Linked DNA regions of Mus musculus: region 1 is linked to region 2. The links are chromatin loops, found by intact Hi-C in ENCODE. Cell type or tissue: left cerebral cortex. All regions are shown on one strand. Links, peaks and the distances in the headings refer to the core of each region. The heading gives the core; the rest is flanking DNA.

The links. Peaks named below come from ENCODE experiments on the same cell type or tissue, not always from the same donor. Only the 100,000 strongest peaks of a DNase experiment are listed, where the experiment ranks them.
Region 1: a loop joins it to region 2, with 3 times the contacts of the local background. A loop is called at or near these places in 1 of 42 quality-filtered maps.

Annotation. Positions count from the first base shown.
Region 1 is chr16:22,412,627-22,417,016 of GRCm38, forward strand. It overlaps Etv5 (ets variant 5), which reads right to left. Exons shown (of 13, transcript NM_023794.2): 6 at 219-348. Among named protein-coding and RNA genes, the nearest start is that of Etv5, 25 kb to the right of the region's middle. In left cerebral cortex, for the core only: no CTCF peak of the experiment used is centred there; DNase peaks (open chromatin) are centred at 1,902 and 2,740; H3K27ac peaks cover 1,916 bases.
Region 2 is chr16:22,545,804-22,550,193 of GRCm38, forward strand. It overlaps Dgkg (diacylglycerol kinase, gamma), which reads right to left. Exons shown (of 25, transcript NM_138650.2): 20 at 2,849-2,913. It overlaps Gm15651 (a long non-coding RNA gene), which reads left to right. Exons shown (of 3, transcript XR_384735.4): 1 at 1-2,777; 2 at 2,868-4,114. Among named protein-coding and RNA genes, the nearest start is that of Gm15651, 8.0 kb to the left of the region's middle. In left cerebral cortex, for the core only: CTCF peaks have their summits at 2,460 (motif pointing left) and 2,663; DNase peaks (open chromatin) are centred at 2,438 and 3,034; H3K4me3 peaks cover 946 bases; H3K27ac peaks cover 2,060 bases.

The sequences.
Region 1 (4,390 bases), core at 148-4,147, 130 kb before region 2:
GGAGCCATGGCATTTTAATGAAAGTTTTGCCTTTCATGCATAGCATAAAATGGGCTCAGTGGAATGAGCTAGACCTAGAAGCTTACACCACAGGGCGGCGACGCTCTGCCCTAGGGCCTGATAGATACTTCTGATGCTGTGCCCAGAGCCTTTTTCTGCAAGGCTCTCCATGCCATCCACCCACCCCCGCCACCCTAGGTCTCCACTCCAATCCTTACCAATAGTTGTAGAGGCACTTTTCTCCATACTTAGCACCAAGAGCCTGCTCGTGGCTACAGGACGACAACTCGGAGGAGGGGCTGTGCAGCTCCCGTTTGATCTTGGTGGGAGGTGGAGCATGAAGCACCACTGAAATCAGAAGGGGGGGGGGGACAGCATTTATTCACTAAATCACTCTTCTTCCCACAAACTTCCCCAGCAGGTAGCTCTTACAGCTCAAGGTCAAGAAAACCCGCCCCACCTAAATATGCAACCTTTTGTTAAAAACCGATTAAGGTCCCTCAGCGGAATGCTTGCAACCTAAGCGCTTAGGGTGAGCTTGTGGCTAGCCTGAGATACATAGTGAACTCCTTAAAAATCACCCCAGGACATTTTAAATGAGGGCCCTCCCAGCCCAATTTCTTTAATCATGAGTCTTGTTTCCCAGTTTCTGAAGACTTGAAAAACCCCAAAGGTGCTGGGCAGTGGTGGCACGTGCCTTTAATCCCAGCACTTGGGAGGCAGAGGCAGGTGGATTTCTCTGAGTGTGAGACTAGCCTGGTTTATAGAGTGAGTTCTAGAACAGCCAGGGCTATGAGGAGAAACCCTGTCTTTGGGTTGGGTGTGGGGCAAAGAGAAAAGTGTTGCCACAGCCATTTGAAGCCTGCCACCACAGTTTGGGTTGTTTTCTCCTTTTGGAGACAGGATTCTGGGTGTTCACACTTCTTAGGGCTCTGTTGTCTTTTATTTCATCAACACCTTTGGGATTTTTGTTTTGTTTTGGTTGGTTGGTTTTGGTTTTTCGAGACAGGGTTTCTCTGTATAGCCCTGGCTGTCCTGGAACTCACTTTGTAGACCAGGCTGGCCTCACACTCAGAGATCCGCCTGCCTCTGCCTCCCAAGTGCTGTACTAAGACGTGCGCCAGCACCATACCACACCACCTAGCTGCAATATGTGCCTTATACAGAAGCATCTTTCCAAGTTAAATATGATTTTCAAAGTCTTTTCTCAAGTGTCACTAAATAGTAGTTCTGAGTAAGGACCACGCAGGCTTAGGGGAATTACAAAACACTTGAGAGCGAAAGACAAAACCAACTTGGTGGCCCTCTGGGCCAAGGCTGACCACCTAGGAAGTCTGTGGGGAACTTTGTGTCCACAGTATCTGCTCCCAGCCATTCCCAGCAGCCTATCAGGAAGGGCAGGCTTCCATAAGAAGTCGTGGTACCCAGTGATGGTTTGTTCCCCTTGAAACTGTTTCCCAATGTAACCACACTGAAGGGAGGTGTCTGGGTCATGAAGAGACGAAGCAGGGTCTCCACTTTTGTTTTTTAATTTCATGTTCACTGGTGTTCTGACCGATTGTCTGTATGAGGGTGTCAGACCCCCATGAAACTGGAATTGCAGACATCTTAAGCTGCCACCTGGGTGCTGGGAATTGAACTTGGGACCTCTAGAGGAGCAGCCAGTGCTCTTAACCGCTAAGCTATCTCTCCAGCCCGTTCTTCACTTCCATGAGTGTGCTTCACTGTCTCGTCTCTTCCCATGCACTCCCCGTTCCCTCTGCTTTGCATAAAGACTTCAGCAGATGCTCCTCGGTGTCCAGAACCAGAACCAAAATAAACTTTACAAACTACACATGGACAGACTTATAGTCACACACGTATATTTATGTACTCTTCATAAATTACCCAGGCTGGGTTATCCTGTTACAGCAACAGAAAATGGACTAAGACAATGCTAATGGCTTCTCCTGAATTCATGAGGTAAGTCCACGTGGCTGGGCCATGTGCTTAGACACCCACTACAGATTCTGCATAGGATTAGCCTGAGAGGGCAGAAAAACAAGACTTCTCAAAATGAAGGATTTACCGTGCGTCCACACTCCAGAATACAGAAAGCTAAGTTTGCCCTTACCTGGATACTAAATTGCTTCAAAGAGGCCCTTTCCCCAAAGTAGAACAAACCCTAACACAGACACTGTAGCACGAGGGCTGTCCCTTCTGGCAAGAATATTAAAATGGCTACTTTCTGCCTATCTACCTGCAGGGTGTAGGGTAACTTCTCTGAGCACTACTTAACCCCCTTATCACAAGACTCAGGGCATAAGCAGAGGAGACAGTGTTCTGCTAAACCCCCTCAGATCTTCTCTGATTTAATGTTTATTCCTACTACTCACTTGTAAGATTCTGGCTTAGATCTGATTTTACTAGTCAGACTTATTTCCATAGGCATCCTTTTCTATCTAGGAAGACTGAACAATCTTCCAGACAACTGGTTTCTCTTATAGCTTCAAATCTGATGAACTGAATCTGACCCCCAAATCCCATGGTAAATGAGAACTGACTTCTGAAAGCTCCCCCGCCCCCAACACACACACAAATGCCATTATACACAGGCACACACATGTATTCACACCCTGTGTGTGTACCCCAAGCCCCCACCATTTGTATGCACCCCACACATGTGTGCAGTCTACCTCCACCCCATATATATAAAGAAAAGGCTGTCTTGCCAACAGACTGGAGAAGACTGGTTTTCATAATTCCTTTCTTACATAACACCAACTGTGTTTTCCTGAATCCATGAAATAAGTTGAGAACTAGCAGATTATATTTAGAAGTCTAATATTAGAGTCTCTGTCATGAGTTTTTGATGGTGACATCATGGCAGCCGGGAGTCAATTGTTATCAAATGTTTTCAGATACAAAAAGAAGCTAAGCCTCTGCATTTGCATTTTGTTAGTGAGAAATTCCAGGATGGCCCCTTGGTCACGACCTCTCCTTTTATTACTTTCCTGCTGTCAAAACTTTCTACCAAATCAGAACAATATCCAAACTCCACTTTAAATAAAAATTATGTATAGCCTTTAAAGCCTAGCTTTTCTTTGTCTAAAAGTTGTCATTTATAATCATTGCTTTACCTAAATTTGGAAAAGCAAACGATAAGGGTGATATTCAATTTCTCACTTCAGGTTTCTCCCTCTTTACAATCTTATTATTAAAATTATCAGTTTTCCTGACAAGGCGAACTAATCTATGCCACTTGCTGTCTCTACCTCAGTCAGTGGCTTCTACACCTGGCTGTCTTGTAATGGAATCAAACTTTATCTAGAAATTTCAAGAAACTTGACGAATAGCCAGGCATGGTGGCGCTAGGCACAGTGGCACACTCAGGTTCAGGTAGGAGGATCAGAAGTTTGTGCCCAGATTGGGCTACATGACAAAACCTCTCAAAAACAAAACACCCCCCCCACCCCAAATCAAAAACCATACCACCCCCACTATAATAAAGTATAAATTGATTATATTACAAACCAGCTTTTAACACAAAGGCATGGTCCACATTCACTCTTTAATTCTAGGTACAGTTTAGCTGTAAATGCCCATCCCCCATCAGGCATCTGGAGAGATCACAGATCTGGGCTGACAGAAGAGCGGTGAGGCCTGAGAGCCAGGAGAAGCAGCCCATTGCCCAGTTCTGCTGGGTATCAATCAAGCCAAGGAATGCACCTTGCTTTTGTGTTTCCTCATATGTAAAATGAAGCACACTGAGCTGCCCCAAGAGCAGAACCCCCATGGAGGGAAGGAAGACGCTGCATAATTTTAACAGAATGCTTGACTTCCCACAGTGGACTACGTAAATAAACAATGGCAGACGTATGTGGCTGGCTGTAAAGGTTAGAAGTGGATTTGACTCAGGAAGGCTCTCAACTCCAGAAGTCTGAAATGGTCAAAGGGCTGCCTATTTGAGCTGATAAGCACCTACCCTTAGAAAACTCTTGTGTTCAGAGGATAAAGAGGGGCTCACAAAGTCAGTCACCTTGACAACAACTCCCGCCTTCACCATCACCAATACCTCATTCCTGCCTTCCCTGCTTGGACCTTGTGAGACCATATTCTCTCAGCGCTAACAAGTTAGGCTGACAGGAAGATCACAGTAGTTAGATTTGACTTTCATCATGTTTTTCTCAGAGAAGCAGTAGAGAGGTTGGTGTTGGGGCCTTGGCCCACTTTGTTCAATGCTCTATGCATAGAACCCTGAGACCCTAAGGAGTTGGGCTCGGAGTCTTAAGAGTCTCTGGGAAAGGGAGAGACTTGGAGTCTCTCCAAGTCACTGTTGGGCTCCTACCACAGGGTCAGAACTGGGAGACATCCCAAGTATCTACTTTGCCCATTAGAAATAGAGGGCATA
Region 2 (4,390 bases), core at 255-4,254:
CATGCTGTGATTTTTTTTTTTTCCTCCTGGACAGATCTGTCTTTCTAATTGGACTTAATAACATGATTTTCTGATGCTCTATTTAGCTCATATGTTGCTCTGCCTCAATTTTCAGAACGTGGAGAAACTTCATCTTTTGCTTCCTTATTCTCTAAAAACAACAGAGCTGACTTCCTTCCCACAGCAAGAGTCCGTGCAACAGCTGCGCCAAGGGCTTCTTCCCTCGCACGCTGTGCCTTAGCACTTTATGTTCAGGCACATCTGGTTTTCTCTCTGCGGACAGCCCTTCTTTTTTTTATCAAGTTGTAAAAAACGTATTCTTGATTTTTTTTTTTTTTATCCCCGATGTGGCATCTTTGCCATTAGAAAGCCCTCCATGCCAGCTCCATTTTCTTGCTTTGTGTTCTCTTAGGTCTCCTCTGTGCAGACACATCACTTCATACACACTGGTAATCACCCTGCTTTTCAGTCTGTTTCCAGTGGGGTTGCAGAGGGCAGCGGGCAGTGAGTTCTGGGTCATCTGTCCCAAACACTTAATAGCATGTAGTCTCCAGTATATTTTCAAAAGATGTTTTTGAGCGAGTGAGTGAATGAGTGAGTGAGCAAATGAACAAATGAGTGAGTGAATGAATGAGTGAACAAGCCAATGAGTGAATGAATGAATGAGCAAGTGAATGAGTGAGTGAGTGGATGAGCAGGTAAGTGGGTAAGTGAGTGAATGTATGAATGAGAGAGTGAGGAAGTGAATGAGTGAATGAGCAGAACCCATGGGTTTCCCAGACACATGCACCTGAGAACCTGTGAGGGTATTGGGTGTAAAGAAGACACTAAAAGTCTGTAGAATGGGTAGAATGAGAGATTTTTTGTTGTTGTTGTTTTGTTCACTTTTTTTCCAAAAGCAGTCCTGAGGCTGCTATTCCACTGGGATGAGCATCTGTCTGCCTTTCTGGGAGAAGAGAGGACACAGGTTTGGTTCTTTTTGTAGAGGAAGAACAAGAGGATGGACGAGGCAGAAATAAATATTATTTGTGTGGGAAACAGGCAGACTTCTGCCAAAAGGTTCAAGTCGGGGCCACTTCCTGAAGAGGCCACAGCACACCTCCACACATCCTATGTAGATGATCAAGAAGGGCCTGTTCCCGTATGAGCACCACTTCTAAAGGGAAGGACTGTCCAGGCACCAAGAGGACCAAGCTGGGCGGGCGGTCCTGAAACAGCTTAGTAACAACAGCAGCGTGCCAGGCCAGGTCCTCAGACAGCGGAGAAGGGGAGCCTATGGACACAGCATCCTTGAACATCAAGGAAGAAACGAGCTGGCCCAGAGTTGGGACACAAAGAGAAATCCCCCAAAGTGGTTATTCTCAAAAGGCCACCACTCCATGCTGCCTGGCCCATCAATGGAGCTCAAGGTCACCTCAGAAAAAGACTTGAAGAGGCGAAACAAGAAGCTTCGAAACCAGCACGTAAACTACCTATTGTCAGGAGATCTGGTCTCTTGAGAAAGGTTCCTTCTGGCACCTACTTATCTCTGAGCCTACACCACATGCCTGCTAAGGGTGCAGACTCTCAATAGTCACAATACCAATGATCTCAAAGCTTTGGGCACAACTGAACTTGGGTTTTATGCCTGTCATCTTTTCTTGTCATTAACAAATTTGTATTTGACTTTTAAACATCTTAAAGCTTGCCTACTTTCCCAGTGTAAATAGGACTCTTCCATGTAAATACTTTAATAAAATATGATAGTGGTTTAAAAATAGTGGTTGCATGCATGCCCGGGGGTGATGAGGTGGAGGAAGGGTTGTCATTGCCCATTGGTGACTATAGACAACAAGGGCTGGCAAGACATGTTTGTAGTATGCTGTGGGTCCAGGGTCTGAGTGAGACCGAATGTCACCCTAATACAGTTCAGATGCTGTTAGATCCGGGTTTGACATTACCTCACTGTTCTCAGCCTCTTCCTGGTATAGCTCCCAGGCTGTGGAGTCAGGGGCTGAGCTGGTAGGGAAATGTCCTCAAATAACACCCGAACTTCTGCTTTGAGGAGAATTCTGCGGCCTCACGCAATAGCAACCCGTGAGGTTCAAAGATCAAGCCCAAGTCATTATCCCACTGCTGCCCACCTGCCTGGGGCTAGGCGTGGAATCCAGGCATGATCTTCAAATCAGTACAACAAAGACGATAGCGTCATAGAAGAGAGAGAAATGAGCAAGAAAAGGAAAATGGACAACTCCATGGTAATTGTTTGCCAGTTACCTCGCGGTTCTGGTAAATTTCATTCGCTTTGCAAGACAGATTTGGGTTCTCTTGCAATGGATTTGGTTTTCTCTTTTCTTTCCAGTTTGAACCCAATCTCCAGGCATGCAGGAGCCAATAGGAAGCCGCTGTGATGCCCTCGATGGTCACAGCATTGTAGGGACCTCACTGCTGCCCTCTGCTGTCCAGGAGAGTGCCTGGCACCTTCTCGGGTCTAAGACCCTAGCAGAGCCTTTCGCTCCCCCAATCCCCTGCGAGACGCTGGCTTTTGAGAGGAAACCTCTAAGTTCCTGGAGGGGTTCCAGGAGGCCAAAGGCAGGCTCCCTGCCACTCATGCCGTCCCAGACCCCTCCCTCTGTTCAGTTCCTGCGGGAGGGGACCGGCAGCTAGGCTGTGGCAGGTTTCTGACATTTTTTTTTTTTTTTCCTTCTTAGAAATGGAAACCCTCCTTCCGGCAACGTGGCAGGAAAGCGAAGTCCCCTGGCGGTCGACCCAGGCCAAGGACATTTCCGTGGTAGCAGGTGGGAGGCCCGCACTGGCTGCAGTGCCGGGCAGGCGGGGTGCCACCACGGCAGCCAGCGAGCTCGCTTACCTGCTGTTGAATTTTTCAGGGTGTTTCTCTCTCATCATATGGAATCTGTGTGCAATTGAAGCATCCTGGAAACGGAAGAAAAGAAGGCAAGAAAAGCCTGGTTAGTGATTGTGGCCATGAGGTATGGTGGGAAGACACACATATATGCCCCTGGAAGGCCCAGATTCCAGAGACTCCAAATCATAGGGGCACAGCACCGCGTCCAGGCGTAAGCTAGTGCCACCACTCCGTCCTTTGAGAGCCTCACTTGGTTGCCTCAGAGCCTGGCACTCATCACAGTATCTCAAGCCCAGTGAGTGGCCACAGTTCAGCCTTTGTAAACACAGGCAAGAGCAGGCTCTAAAGAGAAGAGTGAGGGGCTCTCCTCAGGTGAAGCCAGAAGCCAGTGAGGAGTGGGTGAGGTGTGGTGAGGTGTGGTGTGGTGTGGTGTGGTGTGGTGTGGTGTGGTGTGGTGTGGTGATGGGTGGTGACATAAAGTGAGGACTATTTCATGAGAAGTTGCAAAAATAGTACTTTTTCTCATGTCCCACTCACCCAGCGTCCAGCGATGATAACATCTTATATAACAGCACATTATCAAACCCAAAGCTGTCGCTGGTATTAACTCTTTGTTGTCTGTTTCACCCAAAACAATTAACAATAGTACTGGATAGTGCGTTTAGCAGACAACAAAAGTGTATTAAACGTCTAACTTCTGCCTATTAATCATTCTATCCACAGGACTGCCTCTGAAGCTAGCGACAATCTTGATCCTTTCCTATCCAATCTGTTGCCCCACCCCCCACTTTGGCTGCATGGCTGGCTATCTGTACCACAGAACTCACCACGACGCTCCATGACACTGTGTTTCTGGGTGTCCCATTTCTCAGGTTGGAACCAGAGTCCAGCCCAGAGTCCTATCTGCATCCCACACTCCCATTACAGCTATCTGTGAGTGCTCATGGTTGTGACTGGTGTTGACATGGTGGGGCTCCAGGACCTATAGGCCAGAATAGGATCCAAGCTGAACTCGGTTCTTCACTCTTAGCCTCCTGCACCTCCTAACGAGCCCAGCAGAAGAGTGTGTACTGCCCCCTTATCACACAGTCCCAATCGAGCACTGTGGAGGCAGATGCTGAACACTCGAAATTAACTAACTAATTGGTTGGAGACAGGACAGCCCAGAAACAAGGAGCTGATTTAGATTTGCCCAGAAGTGACTGCAGCAGCCAATCAGAAATCTCTGGGGATGCTGGGGTATCCCTGTAGTCTCAGCATGTGGATAGAGTGAGGCAGGAGGATTTAGAGTTCAAGGCTAGCCTGGACTACAAGGTGGTACTATATCTCAATGAACCTACCCACTCACACGCCTACCTAACAACCAACAATCAACAAATAAATAACCAACAAAAATCTCTTTATTAGACTCCGTGTTCAAAAGATTCTTAAAATTCTGGAGAGCCAAAAATAAAAGTTCATAGAGCAGATTTTTAGCTAATGTATATTCCCTCTTCCCCTCTCTTCCCTTTTCGTTTCCTCTCTTCCTTCTTTCCTTCTTTTCCC